Regions from separate parts of the Homo sapiens genome. Here region 1 is linked to region 2. The links are chromatin loops, found by intact Hi-C in ENCODE. Cell type or tissue: mammary epithelial cell. All regions are shown on one strand. Links, peaks and the distances in the headings refer to the core of each region. The heading gives the core; the rest is flanking DNA. Region 1 overlaps ADNP (activity dependent neuroprotector homeobox). Region 2 overlaps BCAS4 (breast carcinoma amplified sequence 4).

Region 1 (16,808 bases), core at 5,668-13,667, 67 kb before region 2:
AAAAGGGGAAAACATACTAAAATCAGTGCTTTTTTTTGAGACAGTTTCGCTCTTGTCGCCCAGGCTGGAGTGCAATGGCCGATCTCGGCTCGTTGCAACCTCCACCTCCCAGCTTCAGGCGATTCTCCTGCCTCACCCTCCTGAAGTAGCTGGGATTACAGGCGCCCACCACCACGCTCAGCTTATTTTTTTGTATTTTTAGTTGAGATGGGGTTTCACCATGTTGGCCAGGCTGCTCTTGAACTCCTGACCTTGGGTGATCCACCCACCTCAGCCTCCCAAAGTGCTGGGATTACAGGCGTGAGCCACCACGCGCGGCCTAAAATCAATGCATTATTAAGAATATCCGGGGGGGATCTGGAATCTGTTAACTGCCTATCTGAAGTGGCATTCTAATTCTAGTTTTTGTGTTTACTTTAGGACTATCGGACAAAACCTTTCTGCTGCAGCGCTTGTCCATTTTCCTCAAAATTCTTCTCTGCCTACAAAAGTCATTTCCGCAATGTCCATAGTGAAGACTTTGAAAATAGGATTCTCCTTAATTGCCCCTACTGTACCTTCAATGCAGACAAAAAGACTTTGGAAACACACATTAAAATATTTCATGCTCCGAACGCCAGCGCACCAAGTAGCAGCCTCAGCACTTTCAAAGATAAAAACAAAAATGATGGCCTTAAACCTAAGCAGGCTGACAGTGTAGAGCAAGCTGTTTATTACTGTAAGAAGTGCACTTACCGAGATCCTCTTTATGAAATAGTTAGGAAGCACATTTACAGGGAACATTTTCAGCATGTGGCAGCACCTTACATAGCAAAGGCAGGAGAAAAATCACTCAATGGGGCAGTCCCCTTAGGCTCGAATGCCCGAGAAGAGAGTAGTATTCACTGCAAGCGATGCCTTTTCATGCCAAAGTCCTATGAAGCTTTGGTACAGCATGTCATCGAAGACCATGAACGTATAGGCTATCAGGTCACTGCCATGATTGGGCACACAAATGTAGTGGTTCCCCGATCCAAACCCTTGATGCTAATTGCTCCCAAACCTCAAGACAAGAAGAGCATGGGACTCCCACCAAGGATCGGTTCCCTTGCTTCTGGAAATGTCCGGTCTTTACCATCACAGCAGATGGTGAATCGACTCTCAATACCAAAGCCTAACTTAAATTCTACAGGAGTCAACATGATGTCCAGTGTTCATCTGCAGCAGAACAACTATGGAGTCAAATCTGTAGGCCAGGGTTACAGTGTTGGTCAGTCAATGAGACTGGGTCTAGGTGGCAACGCACCAGTTTCCATTCCTCAACAATCTCAGTCTGTAAAGCAGTTACTTCCAAGTGGAAACGGAAGGTCTTATGGGCTTGGGTCAGAGCAGAGGTCCCAGGCACCAGCAAGATACTCCCTGCAGTCTGCTAATGCCTCTTCTCTCTCATCGGGCCAGTTAAAGTCTCCTTCCCTCTCTCAGTCACAGGCATCCAGAGTGTTAGGTCAGTCCAGTTCCAAACCTGCTGCAGCTGCCACAGGCCCTCCCCCAGGTAACACTTCCTCAACTCAAAAGTGGAAAATATGTACAATCTGTAATGAGCTTTTTCCTGAAAATGTCTATAGTGTGCACTTCGAAAAAGAACATAAAGCTGAGAAAGTCCCAGCAGTAGCCAACTACATTATGAAAATACACAATTTTACTAGCAAATGCCTCTACTGTAATCGCTATTTACCCACAGATACTCTGCTCAACCATATGTTAATTCATGGTCTGTCTTGTCCATATTGCCGTTCAACTTTCAATGATGTGGAAAAGATGGCCGCACACATGCGGATGGTTCACATTGATGAAGAGATGGGACCTAAAACAGATTCTACTTTGAGTTTTGATTTGACATTGCAGCAGGGTAGTCACACTAACATCCATCTCCTGGTAACTACATACAATCTGAGGGATGCCCCAGCTGAATCTGTTGCTTACCATGCCCAAAATAATCCTCCAGTTCCTCCAAAGCCACAGCCAAAGGTTCAGGAAAAGGCAGATATCCCTGTAAAAAGTTCACCTCAAGCTGCAGTGCCCTATAAAAAAGATGTTGGGAAAACCCTTTGTCCTCTTTGCTTTTCAATCCTAAAAGGACCCATATCTGATGCACTTGCACATCACTTACGAGAGAGGCACCAAGTTATTCAGACGGTTCATCCAGTTGAGAAAAAGCTCACCTACAAATGTATCCATTGCCTTGGTGTGTATACCAGCAACATGACCGCCTCAACTATCACTCTGCATCTAGTTCACTGCAGGGGCGTTGGAAAGACCCAAAATGGCCAGGATAAGACAAATGCACCCTCTCGGCTTAATCAGTCTCCAAGTCTGGCACCTGTGAAGCGCACTTACGAGCAAATGGAATTTCCCTTACTGAAAAAACGAAAGTTAGATGATGATAGTGATTCACCCAGCTTCTTTGAAGAGAAGCCTGAAGAGCCTGTTGTTTTAGCTTTAGACCCCAAGGGTCATGAAGATGATTCCTATGAAGCCAGGAAAAGCTTTCTAACAAAGTATTTCAACAAACAGCCCTATCCCACCAGGAGAGAAATTGAGAAGCTAGCAGCCAGTTTATGGTTATGGAAGAGTGACATCGCTTCCCATTTTAGTAACAAAAGGAAGAAGTGTGTCCGTGATTGTGAAAAGTACAAGCCTGGCGTGTTGCTGGGGTTTAACATGAAAGAATTAAATAAAGTCAAGCATGAGATGGATTTTGATGCTGAGTGGCTATTTGAAAATCATGATGAGAAGGATTCCAGAGTCAATGCTAGTAAGACTGCTGACAAAAAGCTCAACCTTGGGAAGGAAGATGACAGTTCCTCAGACAGTTTTGAAAATTTGGAAGAAGAATCCAATGAAAGTGGTAGCCCTTTTGACCCTGTTTTTGAAGTTGAACCTAAAATCTCTAACGATAACCCAGAGGAACATGTACTGAAGGTAATTCCTGAGGATGCTTCAGAATCTGAGGAGAAGCTAGACCAAAAAGAGGATGGTTCAAAATACGAAACTATTCATTTGACTGAGGAACCAACCAAACTAATGCACAATGCATCTGATAGTGAGGTTGACCAAGACGATGTTGTTGAGTGGAAAGACGGTGCTTCTCCATCTGAGAGTGGGCCTGGATCCCAACAAGTGTCAGACTTTGAGGACAATACCTGCGAAATGAAACCAGGAACCTGGTCTGACGAGTCTTCCCAAAGCGAAGATGCAAGGAGCAGTAAGCCAGCTGCCAAAAAAAAGGCTACCATGCAAGGTGACAGAGAGCAGTTGAAATGGAAGAATAGTTCCTATGGAAAAGTTGAAGGGTTTTGGTCTAAGGACCAGTCACAGTGGAAGAATGCATCTGAGAATGATGAGCGCTTATCTAACCCCCAGATTGAGTGGCAGAATAGCACAATTGACAGTGAGGATGGGGAACAGTTTGACAACATGACTGATGGAGTAGCTGAGCCCATGCATGGCAGCTTAGCCGGAGTTAAACTGAGCAGCCAACAGGCCTAAGTGCCAGGTTCCCTGGCGTTGGTGACATGCTGCAGCCTGGAACTCTGATATCCAGTGTGACTGCAAAGCTGTCTTCTCACTGGTACTGCCTTGTGAGTACTGGTTGGACTGTGGGGCATGTGGCCGCTGCAGTTCCAGTGGTTATTTCTAAGTCTATGACAGGACAGGCTGTTCTTGCTTCAGAACCTTCTCTGACAGACACGGTAACTAAATGTGAAAAACCAATAAGCTGGTGACTCATGAATACACACGAGGAAAAGCAGAGGTTTATTTTATCTGCCTTTTCAACATTTCTTTCCCTCTGTGAAATGATTGGTCAGATGTCTTTGAGAAGTGTTAAACTAATTCACATGGTAGTGTAGGGCCAACATACAAGCTACCAGTCTAATGTGTATAGTAGACTTTGGGAAAAGCGATTTTTTTTCATGTATTCATTCTGAATAGTTGAAATGTATATTTGTACAGTCTTTTAGACCTATTCAAGTGATGCTCATGATCCTGTTACTGTGTGCCCATCATAGATTTCTTTTTTTAGTGTTGCCCTTGCTGTGTAATAAACGCTCTATCTAGTTTACCTAGCAAAAGCTCAAAACTGCGCTAGTATGGACTTTTTGGACAGACTTAGTTTTTGCACATAACCTTGTACAATCTTGCAACAGAGGCCAGCCACGTAAGATATATATCTGGACTCTCTTGTATTATAGGATTTTTCTTGTTCTGAATATCCTTGACATTACAGCTGTCAAAAACAAAAACTGGTATTTCAGATCTGTTTTCTGAAATCTTTTAAGCTAAAATCACATGCAAGAATTGACTTTGCAGCTACTAATTTTGACACCTTTTAGATCTGTATAAAAGTGTGTTGTGTTGAAGCAGCAAACCAATGAGTGCTGCATTTTGGATATTTAGTTTTATCTTTAGTTCAACACCATCATGGTGGATTCATTTATACCATCTAATATATGACACACTGTTGTAGTATGTATAATTTTGTGATCTTTATTTTCCCTTTGTATTCATTTTAAGCATCTAAATAAATTGCTGTATTGTGCTTAATGTAAATATTTGCTTTATTACACATGACAGTCCTGTGTGTCCATTATATCTTTTGCCATTTAATGCCATAACTCTTTCATCAGAGATGGCAGCCACAGTCACAGAGGAAACTTGTGGAAAACCCAAGATCTGTCATCTGCAAATAGAATGCTTTCTCTTGAGGCACCTGGTACAAAATCTGTTTTTCTTTTTTTTTTTTTTTTTTTTTTTTTTTTTTAACTGAAAAACAAACACCCTTGAGTTTTTCAGTTCACCTTTTGTTAAGGAGCAGAGCCTGCATATATATGTAAATGTCTCAATGATAAAAAAAAAAATGTAAACATGGATTGGCATTAATTTGCAAGCAGAATCTTAATAGCCTGATGGGTTTTTTGTTTGTTTTTTCTTCTAGATGAAGTTAAACGTTCGTTTTCACCTTACGATGGGAACAACTGTAGTGCAGGCGGCTCTGCCTCTATTTGCCACTCTTGGCCCTCTTGCTATTAAGGGAAAGGCTTTGAAGAGCACAGCACTGACAGGGCTGTAAAGATGGAAGGAGCTGGTATTTTTACCATGCGTAGATTCCCAAGAGAACTTGTACTAAAAAGCAGAAAGTTACAAGGAAGCAGAATTAGGCCAACATTTCCAGCAATTAAAACAATGATGGGAAACTCCAATCCATGAGGAGGCTGGTCAGTCACCTCAAGGATAGTGGCCTAAAGAAGTCTGAAGTGGCTGATGTCCATAACTTCTGAGTCTGTTTCCAAAAGAAAGACTCTTGTTAATGCTGTTACCAGAGAGTAGAGATTTGACCAGCCTCTCCCTAAAATGTAAGCTTCTCAACAACAGTACAGGAAGAAGTGCAAGAGTAGACTAGAACCTTTAAGGAATTTGGGGCTGGAACGGAGCTATGTTGCATCTGTTGTTATACAGGTAGATTATAAGTTCTACATGCACCAGCCAAAACTTAGGACAGGATGTCCCCAAATTAAGATACTACAGATTACCAAATCAGAAATAACCAGCTGGATTTAGGCCAGCTCACATTTATTTGGAAATTACCCTCCCTGATTAACAGGCTTCTGAGTTGTACGTGGAGGACTAATGAGACTTGTACAAGACACCACGGGGCTTGGGGTCCAGGTCCCAGTTGGATATCGGAACAGACACAGATAAGTGTGTTTCCTCATTAAGGTGGTGAGAGTGTGCCTTTTGGCATTCAGAAAAGGGTTTAGCCACCCTAAGAGTTGGAAATAAAGATTCCCAACTGGAAATGTTGCAGAATCCCTACAAGTGTCTCAATAAAAGCCATTTTAAAAGAATATTGTTGCTACTGTTTGCTTTTCAAATAATCTGGAGATCGTTGGCTATGGCAACGTGCTGCCACCTAATTAGAGAATGCCTGTAAATGTAGGCTGAACACTTCTAACATGAGAAAACCTAAGTATCCTACAGAGGTTTGGTGTGTTTTGTTTTTGTGGGTGTCGGGGGAAGGGGGTGGGGAGGCGTGTTTTTGGCCCTGCAGGTTTTCTCGTGGGAATGAGTTCACTCAGACAAGCTAGGACTGTGGCTTCTTTCCCTGTTCATCACATAGAGCATTTTCTCATCCTATCTTTGGTTCCTTGTCATTGTATAGGGAGAGGAGAATCTTTATCAAACAGCTTCATTCCCTCTTGCAATTCAAGCAGAAAGGGTATCTATGCCTCATATCGCTCTAGAGTTGTATGTCAGTTTGATCCCAATGCCTACTCCTTTGTAACATCCATTTCTGGCATGAACAAAATGAGTGCCAAATTTGAAAACTGCGATGTATTAAAGATGGGAGTTTCCCATCTGAGATGCTTCACGCTAGAAACAAACCTGCTTATTGCCAAATAAGTACTACCATACAGAAGTGTAGTTCCTTTACTACTTAGACCTCAGACTACTAGTACTGAGTCCTCGAGATGAGACTCAAGAATTATCACTAGGTGGTTCGTTTTTTTGTTTGTTTGTTTTTGAGATGGAGTCTTGCTCTGCTGCCCAGGCTGGAGTGCAGTGGCGCCATCTCAGCTCACTGCAACCTCCGCCTCCTGGGTTCAAGCCATTCTCCTGCCTCACCTTCCCAAGTACTGCCGGGACTACAGGCACGTGCCCCCATGCCTGGATAATTTTTTTTTTTTTTTTTTTTGTATTTTTAGTAGAGACAGGGTTTCACCGTGTTAGCCGGAATGGTCTCCATCTCCTGACCTTGTGATCGACCCGCCTCAGCCTTTCAAAGTGCCGGGATTACAGGCGTGAACCACCACGCCCATCCATCTCTACATGGTTCTATGCCACTAACATTTGAGAACCATTTAGCTTGATGGAAATTTTCTTTCCCTAATGAAATTAAGTAGAACATGTTGAACACGTGGATTTTGCAGAGTATCAGGCAGCGTTTTGTTTTGTTTTTCTGCCTGTTGTGACCCTTCCAGCCCCCCTGCTGAGCAATAATTAGGTGCCAGTTGAGGCATGTTTCACCAAAATGTCATGGAGGAACATCTCAAAAGCTTCCAGAAGACTAGAAATGAAGAGGCTGCTCCCACCATTAGGAAATGGCATTCCAACATACCAATTATCAGTGGGTCACCATGAGGTAATCTAGAAGAAAAACATCTTAGCTGATACAAACTTGACAGGTTTGAAAATAAAAGGCATTTCTCCCATCTGCTGCAAAGTTGGCTTGAAAGCTTGACCAAAGCAAGGTCCCCATTTGCTAATTCTTTGCATCCTGCTTCCCACCAACTTGTACCACTTCGGTAACGGACTACTCGCTGTAACTTGAATGTAGTGGAGCTACAGTATAGGGGGGGTTGTGTTTTAAAGTCAGCATATAAGAGTTGCATATAGTCAAAATCACCCCCGAAAGTTCTTGTCATTATTTCAAAGTGTCCAACCAAGAGGAGGGGACGCGGGAAGGAAGGTCCCTAGTCATTTCCAGAACAAATCTTCCACGCTATTTAATGAGTTTGGCTGCATGTGTGTGTTTTCAGCATACAGCGTTAATGGATCTGTGATGCAAACCCCTTCCCCATCCAGGACACCACCTAACCTTAAGGTGTAAGACCATTCGAACCTGAACTGGTTTTTGCAATTAAAAATCCTTATTTTGGCCGGGCGCGGTGGCTGACACCTGTAATCCCAGAACTTTGGGAGGCTGAGGCAGGTGGATCACCTGAGGTCAGGAGTTGGAGACCAGCCTGGCCTACATGGTGAAACCCTGTCTCTACTAAAAATACAAAAATTAGCCGGGCATGGTGGTGGGCGCCTGTAATCCCAGCTACTCAGGAGGCTAAGCCAGGAGAATCACTTGAACCCAGGAGGCGGAGGTTGCAGTGAGCCAAGATCACGCCATTGCACTCCAGCCTGGGTGACGAGTGAAACTCCGTCTTAAAAAAAAAGAAAAAAAATCCTTATTTTATTTATGTACCTTTAATGATGTCTTATTACTATAAGTGAAGCAAAATGGATACTCTAATAAGCAGAGCAGGCACCTTTTAGGAACCATAAAGCAGAAGTAAAAGGGCTTTTCCAATATACTTGATGTGAGTGCTGTACTGGCTGCCATCCTAGACTGCAGTGGGACGTGACAGCTGTGTACATGAAGTAGCCAGTCTAGGAATCAAAAGTAGAGATCCCGCCTTGGAGAGATGGAGGAAGAGACAGTGGCATGACTTAGCCATTGCCACTCCGTCTGCCAGCAAAGCTGGATCAGCATCCCCTGGGGAAGCTCAACTAGAACCCTCTCCCCCAAGGACAGGACTCCGGACAAGGGGCTCCGCTACACCCTACAAGGACAATATTGTTCCTAAAAACACCTGAATCTTAGGCATCGTGAATACACAGCTAACCAACGGGTATTTTCAGAACGGATGTGTAGTTCTGGGACTAATTGTAAAGCACTGGAATCCAAGGTATTTGAGTCCTCAAAACCGTCCAACCCCAATCCTCCGCACTCTCCTCCAAAAACCCCCAAACCTTGTATTGGGAGTAGGAACTCCAGGTTTCAGGTGCTGACATGGAGGTGCAGAGAAGCTAACTTGTCCTGACATCTCAGCTGGCAAAGGGGAAGCTGCTGACTAGGACATGGGATATCTGAGTCCACAGCCACCGGTATTTCCGGCCACACCATGCACCTGGGCCTAGGATAGAGACTGGCCTTGGAAGAAAGTTGGCTGCTGCTATGAATGAAAAGATGTGTGAGCCCCATTCTCACAGTGTTCAGTCCCTGGCTCAGCGTTCCCCAAACTGACTCACACTCCACCACCATTGTCAGTTGTGCCACATCTGCCTCACAACTGCTTTATGTTCTTAGTATGTCTCAACTCCCGCCACCACTTTTTTGGGGGGACAGGGTCTCCTTTGTCACACAGGCTGGAGTGCAGTGGCACGATTACAGCTCTGCAGCCTCAACCTGCTGGGCTCAGGCAATCCTCCTGCCTCAGCCTCCCGACTACTGGGATTACAGGTGTGAGCCACCATGCCTCACCCTCACTCCCCCTTTTAAAGGAAAACGATGTCACCAAAAAGCAAAATCACCATAATTTGCCACAAATTCAGATGACCATAAAAGTGACTATGAAAGTAAATACAAGACAAACATTAGATTTTTGCTACCTGTTATCGCATGCTGAGGCTGCAAGCCTGAGACTTGCGCTATTAAAAAGGAAAATCCGGCCGGGTGTGGTAGCTCATGCCTGTAATGCCAGCACTTTGGGAGGCTGAGGCAGGTGGCTCACCTGAGGTCAAGAGTTCGAGACCAGCCTGACCAACATGGAGAAACCCCCATCTCTACTAAAAATACAAAAAACTTCAGCCGGGCATGGTGACACATGTCTGTAATCCCAGCTACTCAGGAGGCTGAGGCAGGAGAATCGCTTGAACCGGGGAGGCAGAGGTTGTGGTGAGCCAAGATCGTGTCATTGCACTCTAGCCTGGGCAACAAGAGCAAAATTCCGTCTCAAAAAAAAGGAAAATCAGAGCAGGGTCCCAGGTCCATAAGCACCAAAATGAGCCTCAGCCCAGACCCGCCTTATCCCAGGATGACTCTGCTACCTCTAGCATGCCGGATAGTGCTGAGCTAGGGGCTGACAGATGGGCTTCAAGCCCAGCCTGGGCTCTGGCTCCAAGAGCTGCTCAGGGAACTCTGCTTCCTTTAGCAGTGACTACTCACTTTGCTTTGCCCAACCTCAGACCCTTTTATATTAATTAGGACTCTCACTGGCAGGTAACGGGAAATCCAGCTCAGACGGTGCTTAATAAAGGTGACAAGGGGGCAACTGGCTGTGTCTGGGGAGGGCAAGCTGCTCAGGGACATCACCAAGGATTCAGGTTTTCTGTCTCCATCCTGCCACCCACAGGGACACTTCATCCTAGGCAGGCACCCCGGTATTCATAGGGTGCCTTCCACTTACCTAACCTGAGAGGTTTCCCCTTCATTCAGTATTAAGAAAGAATCCTGAATTCTAAGCCAACTGGACCATTCCAGAACATCCGACTAAGCTGATGGGCTTAGTCCAAAGCTACCTGGTCAGTCACTGAGCTAGCATTACCCTGGTTGGCTTAGACTAGTCAGGACCCATCTCTGAAGCTCGGGTGAAAGCAATTCAACCCAAAACCGGAAACCAATTCAAAACCAATTCCATGCTACACTCAGAAGGTGCAGAGCGATGCTGAGGACCCAGCACTTCAAAGGAAGCCTTGTGCCATATGAAAACCAGATAAAAGGTGCAATTGCTCCAACTCAGAAGACGAAGCAAGTTCTGAAAAATCTCTTGACTGGTATTCTTTGGAAGCAAGTGATTCCCAGCCCTGGCTACATACTGAAATCACCTGGGGGGGTTTAAAGACAGGTGATCTAAGTTTCCCCCTCCCCTGCTTGGAGATTCTGATGTAATTGGTTTGAGGTGTGGCCCAGCTGATTCCCAGACGGAACTGGTTTAAAGGGATGCGCAGTGAACGTGGGCTACAAGCTCCAGCCTTCCCTTGAATAGTATGTCTGCTCCAGGCAGTTTCCTTTGAGACCACTTATTCTTTTTCCCCGCCACTCAACAAACACCTGCTAGCAGCCTAAGAAGAACCTGTACACTCAGAGATGCAACCTGCATGTAGAAAACCATTTCAAGAGTGTAGACTTGCCCCAACATCTCCTCGGTTCATCCCGGCAACAAGGAGACCGTGGCCTAAGCTGGAATCCTTACCTTCTGGGTAGAGTCCCCACTGCAGCAGCACCAGGCTTGGGGATGCCAACAGAAGACCCGCTCCTCCAGGTCTCCTCCCTTTCATTCACCTCGGCCTGGCTCCTCCAGATGAAACTCCGCCCATTACGTCTAAAACGGAGCATCTCCGTGGAAGGCCCAGTGAGAAACCCCTCCTGGTTGAAGAGGCTGGCCTCGGGTGCTCATGCCTCACTGGTTTGGTTTTTAAGGGGAACCGTATGTTCATTCTGACCAAATATAATGCTTGTGTCCCCTGCAGTCCTCCCCTTAACTGCTTCTCCAAACCCAGCATCATGAGCAGTCCTTAAAGCACACTCTGCCAGAAGGCCCAGCAAAGACTGCAGAGGCCAGCCTCAGACCTGCTGCCCTCCACTCACTCCTACTGCTGCAAGCCTGAAATGCATCAAGCTGATTATCACCTGTAAGAATTTCCAGGCTTTTGAGCCCATAGCAAGCCCAGGGAACTCAGAGAGGAGATTCTGTGACAGCTGCTTGAAATTAGAACTACTTGCAACTCCTTCCAAAGATGTTTGCACTCTTCACCATAATGCAAAGTGGGATTTAGTGGGATTTTGCTTTAAGATGGAGAGGAAGGTTCCTGGAAACCTGTAGCTGCCTGAGTCAACTAAACATCTCCAAGGAGTTGGTAAACCCTGTAAGCAGACATTGTGGGGTACCTGTCTAGCTTCTAACCTTCCCAAGAACTCCCCTTTTTACCCCAAGAAGGAGAGTTTTTATCATAAGTAGGTGTTGGATTTTGTCAAATGCTTATTTTCTGCATCTATTGAGATGATCATGTGGTTTTTGTCCTTTATTAATATGGTGTGGTACACTGATCTTCAGATGTTAAACCAACCTTGCACTCCTGGAAGAAATCCTGCTTGGTTATGGCGTATAATCCTTTTTTATATGTTGCTGGATTCTGTTTCCTGATATTTTCTTGATTTTGCATTTGTATTCTTGTGGAATATTGGTGTAGCTTTCTTACAATGTCTGACCTGGTATCAGTCACCTCCCAAAGGAGAGCCCTGGACAGCACACACTTCTCTAGTGGGACCCCATGCCTCATCCTCAGGGAGTTTGGAATTGGGGTACAGAGGTGCTAGCTAGACTGCCAATTGCTTGAACTGCAGTGACCATCTAGCTGCCATCCTCCACCACATTAAGCTGAGACCGAGATGCATTTCTTCACACACTCCATATCCTTGGAATAAATTTCCCATTGTCTGAGTCTCTGGTTCTACGGATCTCAAATGCAAATGCCCACAGGGGCTAGGCAAGTGAAATAAATTAGTGAAATAATTTGAGTATAAGAAAAGCCTGGAGACCAGGACCCCCCCCTCCAAAGCAACTTGACTTTATGTAGCTCATTGTTTAAAATTAGAATATCTGGCACTAAAAACAGTGGGCTCACATTCTTAAGGCAACAAGCAAACAAACAGGAAATTCAGTTCTTTATATGCATTCTCCTAATTTTTAATTGGTGGCAACTGATTTTAACCATTTTTTTGAATAGGCAAACACCAAAATATCAAAACTTTTAAAGAACAGTGAAAAGGATACCTCTCACCCCAGATATCCACCATTCTCAAATTTGTGTTTATCCTTCCAGAGAATAGTAATGTCTTTTTCACATAGATAATAGCATACCACATATATTTTTCTGCATTTGGCTTTCATATCTTGGCGATGTTTCCACACCAATTCATAAAGAACTCTTAACCCATTTTTACAACATTATAGTATTCCATCATATGGTTGGGCTATAAAGGAATAAAACCCAGATCAATAATCACTTGGGTTCTTTCTAATCTTTTGCTGTCTCACTGTGCAGTGACTAACCTTGTACATTTATCTTTTCTTTCTTGTGTGTGTAAGCTGGATTCCTAGGGGTGGAATTACTGGGTCTGAGGACATTTCCCCCCGCAACCCCCCCTTTTTTTTTTAAGAGATTGGGTTTTGCTTTGTCATCCAGGCTGGAGTGCAGTGGCATGATCACGGCTTACTGCAGCCTCAACCTCCTGGGCTCACTCAAGCGATCCTGCTGCCGCAGCCTACTGAGTAGCTAGGACCATTTCTAATTTTGTTAGGTATGCCAATTGCCCCCCCATGAGAATGGTGTCCCACCATCAATGTACAAGAATATGTTTCTTCAAAATATCACCAGCAAGACCAGGCACAGTGGCTCAAGCCTGTAATTCCAGCACTTTAGGAGGCTGAGGCAGGTGGATCACTTGAGGCCAGGAGTTTGAGACCAGCCTGGCCAACATGGCAAAACCCCATCTTTACTAAAAACACAAAAATTAGCTGGGCATGGTGGTGCGCACCTGTAATCCCAGCTACTTGGGTGCCTGAGGTGGGAGGATCATTTGAGCCCAGGAGGCAGGGGTTGCAGTGAGCTGAGATCACACCACTGCACTCCAGCCTGGGCAACAGAGCAGACTCTGTCTCAAAAAAAAAAAAAAATTCAATAGTGTCATCAAAAATTTTAATCCTTGCCAGCCTGAAATGTGAAAAATCTCAGGGTATTTTTCCATACTTATTGGCATACATTAAGGTTGAGTATCTTTTCATGTTTTGCATTTTCTGTGAAACTCCTGTTCATAGCCTTTGCCTGTTTTGCTACTGTTTCCCTTTTTTGTAGGTGACATTTTTTAGGGAGATTATCCCTTTGTAGCATGAGATGCAAATATATTTTCCCAATTTGTCATCTATCTTTTGAATTTGCTTAGGATTTTGTTGTTTTGGGATTTTTTGGTTGAGTTTTCCGTTGGTTTTGCCATGCAGAAGTTTAAAAATTTTATATAATCAAATTGACCTCTTTTATGGCTTCTCGATTTTGTACACTTCGCCAATGTTTTTAACCTATTTCTTCAATAGATTCGTTTTATTTTACTTTCTAAGACAGGGTAACACTTTGTCACCCAGGCTGGAGTGCAGTGGCACAATCTCAGCTCACTGCAGCCTCAAGTTCCCTGGCTCGAGCAATCTTCCCACCTCCCACCAAGTAGCTGGGTCTATAGGCAAGCACCACCATGCCTGGCTAATTTTTCTATTTTTTACAGAGAAGGGGTTTTGCTATGTTGCCCATGCTGGTCTTGAACTCCTGAGCTCAAGCGATCCACCCACCTTGGCCTCCCAAAGTGGTAGGATTCAGGTGTGAGCCACTGCACCCGGCCAATAGATTCATTTTATACATTAAGCTCCTAATCGATTTACAATCCAGGTGTGCTGAGTGAGGTATGGAGCTCTATTTTTTCCAGAAGTTTACCCAATTGTCACAACATGAAAACATCTTAAAACAATTCAGGGCAAACCACACATTTCTGCCAATCAGATACAACCCCATGGGCTGCTACCTTGAAACCTCTTGCTTTGGTGAGCACGAAGTTCACATCCGCTGGGAAAGTGGGAAAGGGGGTTGACCGAAGAGCCTTGCTCTTGGGAAGAAATCTGCAGTGACCTTTCTACTGGTGTCCCTGTCCAACATCAGCCACAAAAGAAAAAGACTGGCAGGCCTCGGTGGCTCACGACTGTAATCCCAATACTTTGGGTGGCCAAGGTAGGAGGATCGCTTGAGCCCAGGAGGTTGAGACTAGCCTGGACAACATAGCAAAACCCCGTCTCTGTTTAAAAAAGAGAAAGATCAGATCACCCTTTCCTAGGCTGCAGTTACCCTTACCAAGGGGTTAGAGGCCATCAATAGTCAGCAACCGAGGACATCATTGACTGGACAATGGAAATGTCAGGCACTTTGCTTTAATGAGGACGCACATGAAGTCACCTGGCACAGGGACAGTGGAGCCGCTCAGAGGACTGAGGTTAGGGGTTGGTGATGGCAGGGCGCAGTGTCCCGGCCTTCCTTCTCCCCAGATGTTTCCAAGCGTCCCTTAAAGCTCATTGTTTGGCAGTGCAAATCCTAGGAACTTTGGAACGGCTACTTCCAGTTCACTTGTCACCTTTTCCCCATAGATTTCCTGTGCAACCTCACCCCTCCTAACAGGACAGGGAAACCCAGAGAGAGCAGCCTCCATTCTCCCATGACTTCTAACTCTGACACGTAAGGGCAGTCCCTGAGTCACTCGCTGTTCAGGCCCTCGGATGCCGCTGGTCAACTGAGAAACGCAGGACAATCAACCCTTTCCCCATCACAGCCCGGGCCCTGCAACAGCAGCCTCCCATTACTGAGAGCCCCTCGCCAGTGTGCCCAGCATGCACACAGCTCACCTCATGTCACCCTCACCACAACCCATCAGACCAGAGCCATCCTCATGTCTTACCGCAGGGGCAGCTGGACTCAGAGAGAGCAAGTGAAAAGCCCAGCTCACACAGCTAAGAGGCATGGGAGCGGACAGTGCTGCCAGGCAGGCTAACCTCAGGGCCATGCTCCTAGCGTGGGGCCTGTGGGTCCCTGCTTTAGGACACTCAACGTTGCTGCGGCTTAATCACATGGGATTTCCTTCCAACTCTCCCTGGCCCCTGTTTCAGGGGCTGGGAGGAGAAAGAAGCCTGGGAGTGCCCAACACTCAGCAGATACTCACCCTTCCGGAAATGAGTGTCCTCAACTGCTTGTCTAAAAAATTAACATTAGCTTTCTCCTTTTTCTTCTTTTTTGAGATAGGGTCTCGCTCTGTTGCCCAGGCTGGAGTGCAGTGGCACGATCTTGGCTTGCTGCAACCTCCACCTCCCAGATTCGAGCGATTCTCCTGCCTCAGCCTCCCGAGTAGGTGGGATTACAGGGGTGCACCACAGCACCTGGCTAATTTTTGTATTTTTAGTAGAGATGAGGTTTCACTATGTTGGCCAGGCTGGTCTCGAATTCCTGACCTCAAGTGATCTGCCCACCTTGGCCTCCCAAAGTGCTGGGATTACAGGCGTGAGCCACCTCACCCGGCCAACTTTCCATCCAACGTGTGCTCTCCCTGAGCACACTGGGGCATGCAGAGTGTCCAAGCTCCCTTCGATAAAAACAGTCCCAGCCAATACAACACAGCCATGGGAATGATCTACAGTGACACAGCAACAGTGACACCTCCCAAGGTAACATCAAGCCGGTGAGGCCAGAGACAAGAGATGACACACCGTAGGTACACATCCCGTGTGTCCTCTCTTTATACAGAGCACAGAAACAAGAAACTCCAGTCCATATGGTTAGATGTCAGTATGCTGTCAGCCTGGGGTGGGGGTGGGTATGGGCATGGACCAGAAGCGGGCATGAGGGGGCTGCTCAGTGCTGATAATGTTGGTTGCTCAGTCTGGTGAGGCTTAAATAGATACACTCAGTTTGTGAAAAATTTAGTGAACCACTTAGGCACCCCTTTCTGTAATATAAATTATACTTCAATAAAGGTTTGTGCCAACACTACATTTTGGGAGGCCGAAACAGGAGGGTCCCCTGAGCCCAGAAGTTCAAGACCAGCCTGAACAACATAGGGAGACCCTGTCTCTACAAAAAATAAAACAAATTTGAAAAGTTGCCAGGCATGGTGGTGCACATTTGTGGTCCCAGCTACTTGGGAGGCTGAGGCAGGAGGATCACTTGAGCCCAGGAGCTTGAGGTTTCAGGGAGCCATGATCACACCACTGCACTCCAGGCTGGGTGACAGGTGTCTCATTTAAAGAAAAAAAAAATTGTAAAAGTCACCTCAATAAAAAAATGCTGACCGGGCATGGTGGCTCACACCTGTAATCCCAGCACCTTGGGAGGCCAAAGTAGGAGGATCACCTGAGGTCAGGAGTTCGAGACCAGCCTGACCAACATGGCGAAACCCCGTCTCTACTAAAAATACAAAAATTAGCTGGGCGTGGTGGTGTGCTCCCGTAATCCCAGCTTCCTGGGAGGCTGAGGCAGGAAAATAGCTTGAACTCGGGAGGCGGAGGTTGCAGTGAGCTGAGATCATGCCACCGCACTACAGCCTGGGTGACAGAGTGAGACTCCATCTCGAAAAAAAAGAAAAGAGAATAAAAATGCTGACTTTTCCAGAAACAAGGGGTCTACCTATATCT
Region 2 (8,000 bases), core at 1-8,000:
TAGTGGGTGTAAAGCACACATCTCTGCCTCATCTATTCCTTACAGTAACTCTTTGGAGATGGAAACTATTTGTAGTGGATTAAGGACAGCTACAAACTCCTTAATTCCTTCCATGAAGGGGTAGAATACAGTTTCTCTCCCCTGATTCTGGCTGGGCTGTGTAACTGCTTTGACCAATAAACTACAACAGAAGTGACACTGTGTCAGTTTCCATACTTAGGCCTCAAGACATGTGGCAGCTTCCTTCCTGCCCACTGGACTGCTTGCTCTGGGGAGGTCAAACAGCCATGCTACGAGGAAGCCCACGCCAGCCACGTGGAGAGCGTGCACGGGGCAAGTTACACCAACCAGCCCCAACCAGCCCCAACCAGCCCAGCCCAGGTACCAGACAAGTGATGAAGGAGCCAGCTTCGACTCAAATGAGCTGAGTCCTCTGTGCCCTGCTCTAGCCCACAAAATAAATGGGTGGTTGTTTTACATCACCAAATTTTCGGGTAGTTTGACACAGCAATAGATAATCAGAACCATTATTTTCATTTTACGGAGGAAAAAATAAATGTTCTGAGAGGTAACGTGACATGTCCATGGCCCCACAGTAGAAGGAATCAGAAAGTGAAGTGCCAACAATTGGCATTATATCAAATGTTAAAAGAGGTCCCAGAACAGAGGGGTGAATTTCAGTGACAGAGAGTGATCAAGACAGGCTAATGGAAGAACTAATAGAGCAGACGGGAAGCTGGACTTTGATTTCTAACAGCCTAATTTTATCTGAAAGGAAGTGGCTTCTCTCTAAACCGTGCAGCCCAGGGCCTGCCTTCTCTCGGACCTGTAAATTGATCAAACAGTGTTTCTGAAGACCGAGGCAGGGACCTGGGGGGACAGTGGTCCGTGGTGTGACATCACCTGCTCCTAGAGGACCCTACTCATCCCTAACTTGGATTTCAAAGCAGCTCTTAAAGAGAAAAAAGAGGCCCCAAGCTAGGGCTGATCACCGGACACCTCTCTCTGTAGTCATGTAGCCCCACAGCACACAGCAGACATACCAGGTAAGCCAAGCATGAACCTCTAGGGGCCAAGAGGATTTCTAGAATATAAATGGCATTGGCACAGCGTGCCCATGCAGGGGCTGTAAGCTCAAACACCCCCAGGGGTCCCACAAGCGTCACATATTTGCAGAACTGGCTGGGCACATTCTGTCAACACAGACACATGGGAAGAGTCTTTGCTTCCAAAAGGATGCATGTTCTCTTCCATTTCTTGGAACATGGGATCCTCTTGGTCTGGCTTTACTTTCCCACTTTCAGTAGGGTCAAAAGAACAGAGAAACATCATCTATCAAAAATACACAAGCACGTGGCGGCTGTGGAGTCAGGAAGGCTCCCCGGGAGCAGCCAGCACTGTATCAAGCTGGAAAGCACGCTTGCTGCCCACAGCAGGTGGTCGCTTGCTTGCCACGTGACATGGCGGCCGATGCTTGCAAGGTAGGAATGAGTACCCCAGGAGGGCCAGATCTTTGCTTTTCTGAGAGAAGCCGGAACTCTAGATTTTTCACATGAAATTCTAAAAATGTCACAAGCTAATGCCTGCTTTTTTCCCCCCCAGAAACATCAAATTATCTGCAGGCAGGATTGGACCTGTGGGTCATCTGTGTGTGGCCTCAGGATTAAATCTTTCCATGAAGCATCTCCAGGCTTCGAGTTAGGAGGACCTGCCTGATGCTGCCTGCAATCTTGAGTCTCCTGGCAACACAGACACACACACTTCCCACCACAGGAAGCTGTGATGGTTTTTCAGGGCTGGGCCACATGGGTCTCTCCGCCTGTCCACATGGACTTCTGCCCCCAGCCCTCTTCAGGCTGATGCTGGGTCTCCTTGCGCAGAATGCCCATGTGGATGACGGGATGGGATTTGAAAACAAAGGTGTCCCTGGAGCATCCATCCACACCATCCTCCCGACCTGCCTTCCCTGCCCGCAACCACGATCCTTCACCCAGTGCCCAGCCATACCACATCCCTGGCCTCCCCGCCTTTGCACAGGCTGGTCCCTCTGCCTGAATGCACTCCTTCCCCATCTGTTGAATTCTCTATTTCTCCTTACAGCCCCAGATTCATCACCACCTGTTATACGAAGCCTTCCCAATTTCCTAGGCAGGACTTAGCACCCCTGGCTCTGGAATCCCTTCACACCTTGACCTTACCTTGACAACAGCACTGTAGCATGGGACGGCACCAACTGATACCCAAATCAGTCTCCCCACATACACTGGGGCTTGATGGGAATGGAGATGGACTGAACTCTCTTTGCATACTCAAGTTTATGACGGGGCCCATTCATGAGAAAGTGCCCAATGCAGCCGGGCATGGTGGCTCACGCCTATAATCAATCCCAGCACTTTGGGAGGCCGAGGCGGGAGGATCACTTAAGGCCAGCAGTTCAAGACCAGCCTGGTCAACATGCTGTCTCTACTAAAAATACAAAAATTAGCCAGGCATGGTGGTGCATGCTTGTAATCCCAGCTACTCAGGAGGCTGAGGCAGGAGAATCACTTGAACCCGGGAGGCAGAGGTTGCAGTGAGCCGAGATTGCATCACGGCACTCCAGCCTGGGGGACAGAGCGAGACTCTATCTCGAAAGGAAGGAAGAAAGGAAGGAAGGAAGGGAGGGACGGAGGGAAAGACGGAAAGACAGAAAGACGGAAAGACAGAAAGACAAAGACAGAAAGAGAAAGAAAGAGTCCAATGCGTGGTGGTAAAGAAAGGACAATCCAGGCTGTTAAAAGCCTGTCTTGTTACCTAGCTCCCACCTGGACCCACATCTGAACGTAAAAATTGACTCAAGAGAAGAAACCATATAGGTCCTCTTGGGATTTCTGCTGTGACCCTAGAGGCTGGGCCGAGGTCCGCTGAATAGGTAGGGATGACTCAGTGCCTGCTGTCTAGGGTGGCTTTGTGCCGGGCACAAAGAAAGGCGTTCAATGAACATCTGGGGCTGCTGTTACTGTTACTCCCTTGGGTTCTCACAAACACTCTCAGGGTCCGGACACGGTGCTTCTCAGGGACATAAACGCACACCACTGGGCCCAGGTGGCCAGGCTTCCTCCACTCTGGGGAGACACAGGGCCTGGTCACAATATGGAGCTCTACCCTTTGGGCCTCCAGGCAGACACCTCAAGCCCAGGTTACTGGTTTGCCTCTAATAAGCTTGGGAGCTTCTAGAAAATTCTATCAGCACTCCTGGGGGCTCCACACCTGGCTGGCAGCAATCCTAGGAACACTGGGATCTAGAAGCAATTTCTTTTTCTTTTCTTTTTTTTTTGAGACACAATCTTGATCTATCACCCAGGCTGGAGTGCAGTGGCGCAATCTCAGCTCACTGCAACCTCCACCTTCCGGGTTCAAGCAATTCTCCTGCCTCAGCCTCCTGAGTAGCTAAGATTACAGGCGCCTGCCACCACACCCGGCTAATTTTTGTATTTTTGGTAGAGGCAGGGTTTCACCATGTTGGTCAGGCTGGTCTTGAACTCCTGACCTCAAGTGATCTGCCCGCTTTGGCCTCCCAAAGTGCTGGGATTACAGGTGTGAGCCACTGCACCCAGCCTCTAGAGGCGATTTCTAGAGACTCTGGCGTGGGAGGCTTTGTCTTCTGGGCCATTGTCTTCCATCTTCCTCCTCAGCCAGGCTAGTAGATTTGGGCCAACCAGACAGAGTAGGAGGTAAAAGCAGAGAGAACAGAAGGATTCAGGAAGGAACTCGATGCCCAACTCCACCACGGGCTGTGGCCTGGGCAAGAGGCTCCTCCTAGGCCTCGCAGGCCTGAAGCCATTTCCTGGCTGTCTCCATGTTTGCACAGGGGACGGTGCAGAGCTGAGGAAAGTTAAATATAGTCTAGCGTCCCCGCTGAACGGCTCCCTGCATCGGTGCCCGAGAGTGCCACCTTGTGGTCCACTCCTGGCTCCTCTGCGGAATAAAAACCATCTCGAGGGAAGGACGAGATCAAGATGGCCGCCTCAGGAAGCACTTGGGGTTGAGTGAGAGAGAGAGAGCGAGAGAGAGAGAGAGGAGGGAGTGTTTGCACGTGGCTTTCCTCTCAGCGCTGGCCGCTGCCCCATTCCTCCTGGTTGCTAACTCACCACCAAAATGGCTTCCGCAGAAAACTCCAGCAAGGGCCTGAAGTCTGGCCTGGGCCTAAACCCACGCCTTCCAGGCAGCCACTCACCAGGTCAGCCAGGCTGCAAAACTCTTCCAGCCTGAGGAGCATGCCCTCGATGGTCTCCTCCACCTCCTTCGCCTGAAAAAGAGACGATATCCTGGAGATTAGCAAGTGGTTTCCAGGGAGACAAACACCCTTCATTTTTTTTTTTTTTTTAAAGCAAACTAAGTCTTAGGATTATGTGCCCGGTTCCTGCTCGACCCCCTTCCACTGCCTCCTTTGAAAGAGCAATAAACAGGCAGCAGTCCTGGCGCCCATCACGGAGGACTGGTTAAAGCCACCACGGCCTCTCCATTCTATGCAGCTTTCAAAAGAGACAAGATCAACAAATACAGGAAATAACAAAGCTACCCGTATCCTCCACGTTGTACAGATGAGGACACGGAGGCTCAGAGAGGTGGGGTAACCTGCTCAAGATCACACAGTTAACAAACAGCGGGGCAAGGATCCTAATCCAGATGGAGTCCACAACCTCACAGCCTGCTCTAATAAACACAGTGGCCCCGGTGATACCCCGGAGAGGAAAAGCAAGCTGCAGACGGTGTCAGATACAAACCATACCAAAAAAAATGTGTGAGGCGGGCGGATCACCTGAGGTCAGGAGTTTGAGACCAGCCTGACCAACATGGCAGAACCCCGTCTCTACTCAAAATACAAAAATTAGCCGGGCATGGTGGCGTGTGCCTGTAGTCACAGCTACTCCGAGGCTGAGGCAGGAGAATCGCTTGAACCTAGGAGGCGGAGGCTGCAGTGAGCCAAGATTGCACCACTGCACTCTAGCCTGGGCAACAGAGCGAGACTCCGTCTCAAAAAAAAGTACATGTCTTCACAGAGAAAGGCCTGGAATGATATGTGCCAGACTGCTAATAGTTAAGAGATGTGCTTATACTTAAAAAATTTGTTGTTTATCTGAAATTCAAATTCAACCGGGCATCCCATAGTTTCTTTGGAAACCCTATTAACAGGGCTTACTTAGCCCTGGGCAGGAGGAGTTGGGAAAGGGACTCTGACAAGGGAAACTTGAATTTTTTATGTTATGTAAAGGGTCCATGGCCGGGAGCAGTGGCTTATGCCTGTAATCCCAACATTTTGGGAGGCCGAGGCAGGAAGATCACTTAAGTCCAGGAATTCGAGACCAGTCTGGGCAACATGGTGAGACTCCATCCCTTTAAAAAAAAAAAAAAATTAGCCCAGGTGCACTGGCTCACGCCTGTAATCCCAGCACTTTGGGAGGCTGAGGCGGGCAGATCACGAGGTCAGGAGATCGACACCATTCTGGACAATGTGGTGACCCCATCTCTACTAAAAATACAAAAATTAGCCGGGTGTGGTGGCACACACCTGTAGTCCCAGCTACTCAGTAGGCTGAGGCAAGAGAATCGCTTGAACCCGGGAGGCGGAGGCTGCAGTGAGCCAAGGTCACACCACTGCACTCCAGCCTGGGCGACAGAGCGAGATTCCGTCTCAAAAAAAAAAAAAAAAAAAAAAAAAAAAAAATTAGCCAGGCATGGTGGTGCATGTCTGTAGTCCCAGCTACCCAGGAGGCTGAGGCTGCAGTAAGCAGTGATCGCACCACTGCACTCCAGGCTGGGCGACAGAGTGAGAACTTGTCTTTAAAAAAAGAAGAAGAAATAAAACCCAGTCATCAGGCTGGACATTAACATAAATGAGTGAAACAGGCCATCAGGCTTGTGATCTGAGAGGTGCTCATCCAGTCCTCCAGCTGCTGGCCACTAGCTGCCATCAGGAAATGCAGGCCCGGAGCTGCCAGATCTTTCCATTTTCCAAGAGAAGCCAGAAATCCTAATTTGATAGGAAATGCCCCAATGTTTAAACATTGGAACACATTTAAAAAACCCTTTAATGCTTCACAAATTAAGCCAATAACGAACGTGCAGAGGGCCTGCCAGTGTACAACTGCTTCATGCACTTGTGTAAAAATTAGGGAAATAATTAGCGGTTTGGCCAGGCGTAGTGGCTCACGCCTGTAATCCCAACACTTTGGGAGGCCAAGGTGGGCAGATCACCTGAGGTCAGGAGTTCGAGACCAGCCTGACCAACATGGCGAAACCCCGTCTCTACTAAAAATACAAAATTTAACCAGACGTGGTGGCACGCGTCTGTAGTCCCAGCTACTCAGGAGGCTGAGGCAGGAGGACTGCTTGAACCCAGAAGGAGGAGGTTGCGGTGAGCCAAGATTGTGCCACTGTACTCCAGCCTGGGAGACAGAGCAAGATCTGTCTTCAAAAACAAAAAAGAAAAATTAGGTTTTTTTTCCCCCTCAAGTTATCTACTACTTTTATGACTTCTAAAATACCAGTTTCTGTTGTTATTTTTGTAATGGCCAGCATTCAGGAAGAAAGTTCGCCAAGCACATGATCTGCTTTCCCTACCAGGCCACACCGTCCTGCTCCAGGGAGGCGTGCTCAGAGTTTCTGGGCAGGCCTAGTCCCTGCCCCCTGCACCTGAAGGCTCCCTCACCACCCACTTGTCCCCAGAGAACTGTTTATACAGCACCAGTTCCTGCTGCTTCCAGCATGAGCCATCTCCACCACAACAAAATAAACGACTGCACAAAAAAACATCTTTCAGGCTGGAGTATAAATAGTACCAAGTTGCAATTTTAAACTCTGCAACCTTCATCTCACAGCTGGGACTATTTCTGTGCCTCAGTCGGGGAGAGGGGAGAGAAGACGGGGAAAAAGAAAGATCATTCCCCCACCCAACCCCAAAATTAAATTACAATGAGAAAATGTCATTATCGCACTAAGGGAGAAAGGATGGAGCCAAGAGGTCACTGTGGTTAGAGGAGAAGATTGGTTGTTCTTTCTGGTCCAGGGGAAAGAAAGAGAAAGAGAAAGAGAGGAGTGGGGCACAGCGGGTGATGGAGAGATCCTGGGAGTGCAGGTGCACACAACGCAGACACGGGTCCAGACATGCTTAAGAACACACAACCTGCATGGGAGGCCACGGAAGCCCATGCCCCAGCGGGGTGGGATGCCTCCTTCCCAAGATGTTTCTGCAGCACTGTGCTTGTAGGAAGTGCATTGCAACCCATCCTGGCCTGCTCAGGAAGGGCACGGCGTGGTCACGGCACTTCTGGGTTCACCTTACCCTCTGCCAGCCATGCAGCTGGAACCCAATGGCTTAACCTCTGCATTTCACTGCCACTGGATCCCCTGTGACAGGAACCATCAGGCCCGTTTGGCAGAATGGTCAGGAGGTTAACCTGACATCATAGATGTGGCTAACTGATTTAACAGAGTGCTGACACACAATAGGTGCGTGATAAGGGGTTGCATTCCATAGCTCGCTTTCTCTCTTTTTTTGTATTTTAATTTTTGCAGAGACAGGGGTCTCACTATGTTGCCCAGGCTGGTCTCAAGCTCCTGGCCTCATGCAATCCTCCTGCCTCAGCCTCCCAAAGTGCTGATATTATAGGCATGAGCCACTGCACCCACCCAATCTCTTTCGCCATAGAATAAAAACAAGGGCTAGTCACTGTATTTGAATTACCTCATTTACTTCTCACAAGAACCCTATGCAGTAGGTGCTACTATTTCCCTCTTTTTACGGATTGAGAAACAGAGGATCAGAGAGGTTAAGTCCCTTGCCCAAGCTCACACAGCTAATAAATATTGAAGCCAGAATTCGACCCTGAGCACTCTAACTCCAGAGCTAGAATGTGTAACAAGATGTTCTTTGGGGCTGGGTAGAGCGGCTCATGCCTGTAATCCCAACGCTGGGAGGCTGAGGCCAGAGGATCGCTTGAGCCCAGGAGTTCCAGTTT

Evidence for each region. Hi-C counts contacts between places; a loop is a spot of excess contacts. Peaks named below come from ENCODE experiments on the same cell type or tissue, not always from the same donor. Only the 100,000 strongest peaks of a DNase experiment are listed, where the experiment ranks them.
Region 1: a loop joins it to region 2, with 4 times the contacts of the local background. A loop is called at or near these places in 5 of 110 quality-filtered maps.

What each region holds. Positions count from the first base shown.
Region 1 is chr20:50,878,125-50,894,932 of GRCh38, reverse strand. It overlaps ADNP (activity dependent neuroprotector homeobox), which reads left to right. Exons shown (of 6, transcript NM_001282531.3): 6 at 421-6,015. The coding sequence ends at 3,528. It also overlaps a transcript of BCAS4 not described here. Among named protein-coding and RNA genes, the nearest start is that of ADNP-AS1, 44 kb to the left of the region's middle. RefSeq lists enhancers at 14,552-15,051, 15,052-15,553. In mammary epithelial cell, for the core only: no CTCF peak of the experiment used is centred there; no DNase peak of the experiment used is centred there.
Region 2 is chr20:50,814,499-50,822,498 of GRCh38, reverse strand. BCAS4 (breast carcinoma amplified sequence 4) reads right to left here. Exons shown (of 5, transcript NM_198799.4): 2 at 4,217-4,288. Among named protein-coding and RNA genes, the nearest start is that of BCAS4, 23 kb to the right of the region's middle. RefSeq lists enhancers at 248-577, 1,642-2,143, 3,127-3,176, 3,664-3,713, 3,724-3,773 and 2 more. In mammary epithelial cell, for the core only: a CTCF peak has its summit at 3,935 (motif pointing left); DNase peaks (open chromatin) are centred at 3,938 and 6,688; H3K27ac peaks cover 871 bases.